Linked DNA regions of Homo sapiens: region 2 is linked to region 1. The links are chromatin contacts, found by Hi-C in ENCODE. All regions are on one chromosome and are shown on one strand. The core of a region is the stretch at or near the end of the contact, and the rest is flanking DNA. Distances in the headings are between cores, read along the strand shown. Region 1 holds the start of ALS2CL (ALS2 C-terminal like). Region 2 holds the start of CCR5AS (CCR5 antisense RNA).

Region 1 (3,064 bases), core at 419-2,918:
TGGCAACTGTTAATCTGGGAGTCTTCCACATCTGTGGCCCCAAAGGGATCTATAACCCTGGGAAACTGAGTCACACCACCCAGAGGAACGGGCAGAAGTTAAGCATGGCTGGTGAGGCAGTGGGTTGGGGGAAGGCCGCAGTGGAAGCTGGGATTCTGGTTAGGTGACCCTGAGGGACCCAGCTCCCAGGCTAGGGAGTCTGGGGCTTCATCCTGGAAGTGATGAGGAGAGTGTAAGTGCAGGGGTGAGGCAGCGTGAATGTGCATGAGTGTGCACGTTTGCAGGGCAGGAGGAGGAGGTGCTGAACCTTAATATGAGGAGGATCCTGCAGGAGTACCCCCCTCCCCAACCCCTGTCCCATCCCTAACCTTCCCCCTTCCAGTCAAGGGCATAGCTTCCTCACCCTCTCCCTCCCTCCAGTTCAAAGGTTCCTTAGTGACAGGCTGTGCCTAATGTACAGATGGGGAAACTGAGGCCCAGGAACAATGGGAGGGTCCAGAGACCCTTGTGTAGAACTTGTGCAGGGCTCAGACCCAGACTTCTGGCTCCAGCCCACCAGGTTCACCTAGCTAGATGGCTCAGAGAGGGTGGGCAACTCACCTGAGGCACAGAGCAAGATCCTGACGGGCCCTGCCTCACAGCTGTCCTCAGGCAGCCCTGATGCTCACCACGGGGTGCGGTGGGGTGGGGCAGGGTGAGGACAGAACTGGCCAGTCACGGCGTGCCCAGGTGAGTCAGCGGCTGCCCCTGTGGCGCTCTAACCAGTAGCCAGACCTGGTCTCTCCTCTGCATTCCTGGCCTCTGTCCACGCTAGGTCCCTCCCGGGCAGGGTCACTGGGGCCTTCCCTGTCCTCTCCCAGGCCTGGCTCCTTAGGCCCCTGACACACCTTGTCGTGACACTCACTCACTCTGGTATTTCCTGGTCTGAACAGGCAGGGAAGTTCTGCCTGCTGTGGAGGCTTTTTCATGGGCTGCCGTGGCAGCCCCTTCGTTGTCTGGTGCCCAGTGGGGGAGAGTAGAGACACGCACTGCCCCAGGGAGGGGGCGCTGAACTGTCACACCTGATCCCTCAGTCTCATGCTCGCCTCTCCCCGCTGCACCCTTCCTCGGCCCCACCATGGCTACAAGCCTCTTGTCCTAGACAAGCACCCCTCCCTGCTGTCGCATATGTCCCAGCTTCCCTTCCTCTCCCTGCCCAGGCACACACTCAGTCGCTGGAGTTTCCCAGACCCGAGCTCCTGTTCCGGCCGCCAGGCATTTGCCATGCCGCTCCCATGCGAAAAGGCCACCTCCTGGAATCCCGGGTCGGGCCCTTCCGCCCTAACCAGCCGGCGTCACCTCCTCCTGGCAGTCTCTCCTGCTGGCTGGGGCCCCGTGGCCCTGCCACCACGGCTCAGGTCAGGCCCGGGGCGCTGCCCCGAACCCAAGCAGGCTAGCAGCCAGGCAGGGAGGACGACGCTGTGAGCGGGGTATCTTACGAGGGACTCGGACGGCCGGGGGATGACTGCCGCCGGGACCAAGGAGCTGGGCGGGGACCGCAGCAGCCGAGGAGGCGGGAGCCCCCACCTGGACGAGCTAAGCGTGGAGCGCAGACACCCGTCCGCAGACGCGCGCCCTTCGTCGCGCCCTTACCTGAGCGCTGTGGTTGCCCCGCGCCGGGACTGCCTGTGCGGCTCCTCGCTCGCACCCCCACCCTGCCCCCTGCCAGTCCCGCCCCCTGCCAGCCCCGCCCCCTTCGCCCAGCCCCGCCCCGCCCCGCCTCCGGGTGTTGCTCTGGAGTTGCGGGGGCCACGGGCGGGCCACCGAGGAGCTGGCGCGCGGTATTGATCCGTCCCGCCGCCCCAAGCCTCTCCTGAGGCCTCCCTCTGGCGTCCCCCGGGATCCGGAGGCCCCTGGGACCCGGCGCGGGGAGGAAAAGTGGGAGTCTTGACCCCTCCGCCCCCTACGCACCCACGCGCACACTCAGGCTCGCCTCTCGCGCCCCGCTTCCCCTGCAAGGCTCCGAGGCCGCCGTGCCACCACCTCGCCCCGCCAGTCAGTCGCTCTGCGAGCCTGTGGTGCAGCCCCGTGACCTCCCGGGTCTGCCCTGAGTCACAGAAGCCAGCACACGCGGAGCGCTGTGTGGGTTCGTGGAACTTGGAGCCTGTAGAGGGGTATACTGAGGCGCCCTGCGGCCCCCTGGGCTGGGTGTCCACGGCCGGCCGCCCCTCCTGTGCGACCTTGGGGAAGTCCCCTTTCCTCCCCACTCCTGAGTCTCAACAGGCCTAGTAGAGCATGAAGCCGGCCGCGTGTGCTTTGTGCGAAGGCCTGAGACCTTGGAAAGGGTGGCTGAAGACTTATCTGGGACAGACCCCCCGGGAGCGGGAGGGAACTTAGTTCAAACCTGTAACAAAGAAGCCCCCCGTCAGCAGCCTGATTCCCCCTCTGGCCACCAGGTTAGTCACCCATTGCTCTCAGTGGCACTCAGGTTCCAGTGAGGGGGAGGCTCAGGGTCCAAGGCGGCCGTGGAAGAGCAGAAAGGGTGGCCCACCAGCCCCCTACTCAGCCCCCTACTGAGGAGGTGGGAGGCATCCCCCAACCTGCCAGGCTGAAGAGACCCCCAGTGGAGGTAAGTAGGGGCCTGGGGCCTGCCAAGCTCATCCCCTGGCTCCCTTGGGTTGTTGCGAGGTGGGAGTTTACTGTCTGCCAAGCTGCACATCACCCCTTGGAGGGTTTCCAGCCTGGGACCCTTGTCTGAGTGACTGCAGGTCCCAGTGACCTCACCCTTTTGCCCCACATTGCTCTCCTCCTGGGTCCCAATCCTGCAGAGCCGCCCCTTCCTGCTTCTCCATCCCTCCCCACATTGCCAAAGCCCGCCCTAGCTCTGGCCTCCCCTTTTCCAGCCTTGTTTTCTTGCCCCCTTCTGCACCCCCTGCTGCCTGAGGGGCTCCACTCCCAAAGGCCTTGCTCCTCTGGTCCCTGCCTGCTAGAGGTGTTGCTGTGTTGGTGGGTGGGGGCTACCTCAAGGAGGCTTCTGGTGAGGTGTCCCTCTGGCCCTCTGGGAAAGCCTCCCCTCCCCATGCCC
Region 2 (3,064 bases), core at 261-2,760, 290 kb before region 1:
GGAGAGACCCAGGAGGAGGGGCCACTGCTGATCCCAGGCTGTAGGGGGTGGGAAGAGTGTCCCAGGGCACCATGACCCCCACTCACTCACTCACAGGAGACCCACACAAGAGAGGAGAGGGCACTTACAGCTTAGGTTCCCACCAGCACCAACTCCTCTGCCATCAAACATCATTGTGTTTCTCTTTCTGCCTTGTCTGTCGGCACACGTGGAGTTAAATTTAATGCTCAATCACATATTTGTCTGGGCTCTTTCTGTGTTTATTTTTCTCTTAATAGTTCTCTCTCCTCCCTTCCTCTCCCCGCCCCTCCTCCTCCTTCTTCTTTTTTTTTTCCAGAGACAGTGTCTCGCTCTGCCACCCAGGCCAGAGTGCAGAGTGGCATGATCATGGCTCACCGCAGCCTCCAACTCCTGGGCTCACGTGAACATCCCACCTTGGCCTCTGGAATGTCTGGGATTACAGGCACTTGCCACTGCATCTGGCTAATTTTTATATTGTTTATAGATCCGGGATCTCACTATGTTGCCCAGGCTGGCCTCAAACTCCTGGGCTCAAGCGACCCTCCCACCTCATACTTCTGAGTAGCTGGGGCTGTAGGAATGCGCCTCAGTGCCAGGCTAGTTTCTTAATTTTCTATTTCTATTTTGACAGGTACAAATTTTGTATTCAATCCTACCTCAGACACATCTTTGGTGGGAAAAGGATGTCATTTAATCAATATATAAATTCTAAGCAAATAGGTCTGATCCCCAAATTAGGTTAGTCACAGCTGCTGAGTCGTTGACCCAAGAGAAGCTCATCTAGATTTTTTCATTATTTTCAAGTTCCTCTTCTCGGTTCGTCCTTCTTCCAGACCGTGCCCTCCCCGTCCCACTCTCTTCCCACAGCCTCCCCTCCCCACAGCCTCCTCCCACCATTCCAAATCTGGGCTGTTCTCTCAATTTCCTTCTCTCTGGACTCAAACCTACCCTAGCCCCCAGCCTCAGTTTGGGGTTAAACTTGTCCTCCTCACATTCTCTCCCACCCAACTTGATGTCGCCTCTGTGTCATCACCACGGGATTTTCCTCCTCTGGGTTCTCCTTTTCCGAGTGGGGTCAGCTCCCCCATGAGTCACAGCACCAATCACTTCTGGCTGCTTGCAAACCCCTTTGCTTTCCTCAGTGTTGACACCCAGGGCAGCCCTATGCTCACTGCCGCTGAGACCCCACCTCTGCCCCTGGCCTTTTCCCAGCTGACATCACCCTGTGGCTTCCATTTTCCTAAAATTCTCTTTTGAGGCCTCAGTCTTAACCAAAGCACACAGTGCCCCTCAAAAATGACAATAAAAACCCAAACACACCGTGACTGTCATGGCAGGTTCCTGGTCCCCGTATTGAATCAGCGGGTGGGTTTCTGCGAACACTGGTGAGAGGCCGCATTAGAGGGTCAGGACCCTCAGGTCTGGACTCGTGGTCACCACATACCTTCCTCCCTGCTGACAGTAGCTGGTACCTGTTACCTACTCAGAGTGTCACATGCCACAAGCCAGAGCGTCTTGGCAGTTCTCAGCACCTTGACATCACTTCCTTGCTACCACTCAGAGCGGCAGTGACACAGTTCCCTTATCTCAGAAGGCCAGAAGACGGCTGTCAAAGGTCACAGGGAAATCAAAGGCGGGGTACAGGGCCAGAGGGAGGAGGAAACAACTTCCCGGTTGCTTTCAGACGCTTCAGAGATCCTCTGGAGGCCTGGGGGAGCTTTTGAGTACTTTATTTCAGTTGGTCCCTGAGCTCGGTGAGTGGGGCGGGTAGAGCCACCAGGGGAATCAACAGTGGTTTCTCGTGCCCCTCAGGGTCAGGAGCAGTCTGATCAAAAGGAGGGCATCCACTGTCCGGGGCCATTCCCACAGCTCCCGGATGCTGGGTCTGGAGGCTGCGCCCTTCCCCTGCAGGAGCTCAGCCCAGTGGTAAGTCATCTGTGTGTCATCTATGTATTTAACCCCTTATGGCCATGTTGATGCTGAGCATGGTTTCACTTTTGCAAACATTTATTTATACCCTTCGAGAGAAAAACGTCTCAGCTGTCACAGGAAGCTGCTTCGGGGGGTGAGCAAACTTTTTAAAATGCAGAAATTATGATCTACACCCGTTTCTTAAAAGTAAGCCATCGTACTTGGTTCTCTTTAATTATATATTTTCTTACATATTGTGTTCATGTAGGCAAGTCCTGTTTCTGCTAAAAGAAGGTAAGTTCTACCAAGGCGGTGTCATGCCAGCTTTATTTCCCGTGGCACCTGGCACACTGCTAAGCACTTACATGCTTAACAACTAGATTGGGAATGGTGCTGCTCTGGGGAAGTGGGCACACGTTAAAGAAATGTTTATTTCAGTCTTCTGAAATAGGGAATTACTCTGGCTAAAATGTAGCTCCAGAAAGGGAAAGTGGGGCTGTATGAATCCAGGTCCAGTTTGTTGTTTCCTCCAGGATAAGGCAGCTGTCGGAGGGGAAAATCATCTCCCATTTCTCCACAGGGCAGTCTGAAGATGGCCAATTACACGCTGGCACCAGAGGATGAATATGATGTCCTCATAGAAGGTGAACTGGAGAGCGATGAGGCAGAGCAATGTGACAAGTATGACGCCCAGGCACTCTCAGCCCAGCTGGTGCCATCACTCTGCTCTGCTGTGTTTGTGATCGGTGTCCTGGACAATCTCCTGGTTGTGCTTATCCTGGTAAAATATAAAGGACTCAAACGCGTGGAAAATATCTATCTTCTAAACTTGGCAGTTTCTAACTTGTGTTTCTTGCTTACCCTGCCCTTCTGGGCTCATGCTGGGGGCGATCCCATGTGTAAAATTCTCATTGGACTGTACTTCGTGGGCCTGTACAGTGAGACATTTTTCAATTGCCTTCTGACTGTGCAAAGGTACCTAGTGTTTTTGCACAAGGGAAACTTTTTCTCAGCCAGGAGGAGGGTGCCCTGTGGCATCATTACAAGTGTCCTGGCATGGGTAACAGCCATTCTGGCCACTTTGCCTGAATTCGTGGTTTATAAACCTCAGATGGAAGACCAGAAATACAAG

What was found. Hi-C counts contacts between places; a loop is a spot of excess contacts on that map. Pooled maps may share reads with other maps.
Region 2: a map of PC-3 shows a loop between it and region 1 (7-fold over the local background). The contact joins the promoter of CCR5AS here to the promoter of ALS2CL in region 1. A Hi-C loop is called at or near these places in 1 of 168 maps with a recorded cell type or tissue (PC-3) and 1 of 50 pooled maps.

What each region holds. Positions count from the first base shown.
Region 1 is chr3:46,692,011-46,695,074 of GRCh38, forward strand. ALS2CL (ALS2 C-terminal like) reads right to left here and starts at 1,669. Exons shown (of 26, transcript NM_147129.5): 1 at 1,633-1,669. It also overlaps a transcript of TMIE not described here. RefSeq lists enhancers at 233-1,024, 2,606-3,064 and silencers at 1,469-1,763, 1,494-1,743, 1,894-1,973.
Region 2 is chr3:46,405,556-46,408,619 of GRCh38, forward strand. CCR5AS (CCR5 antisense RNA) reads right to left here and starts at 1,511. Exons shown (of 4, transcript NR_125406.2): 1 at 1,342-1,511. CCRL2 (C-C motif chemokine receptor like 2) reads left to right here and starts at 1,704. Exons shown (of 2, transcript NM_003965.5): 1 at 1,704-1,947; 2 at 2,513-3,064. The coding sequence starts at 2,525.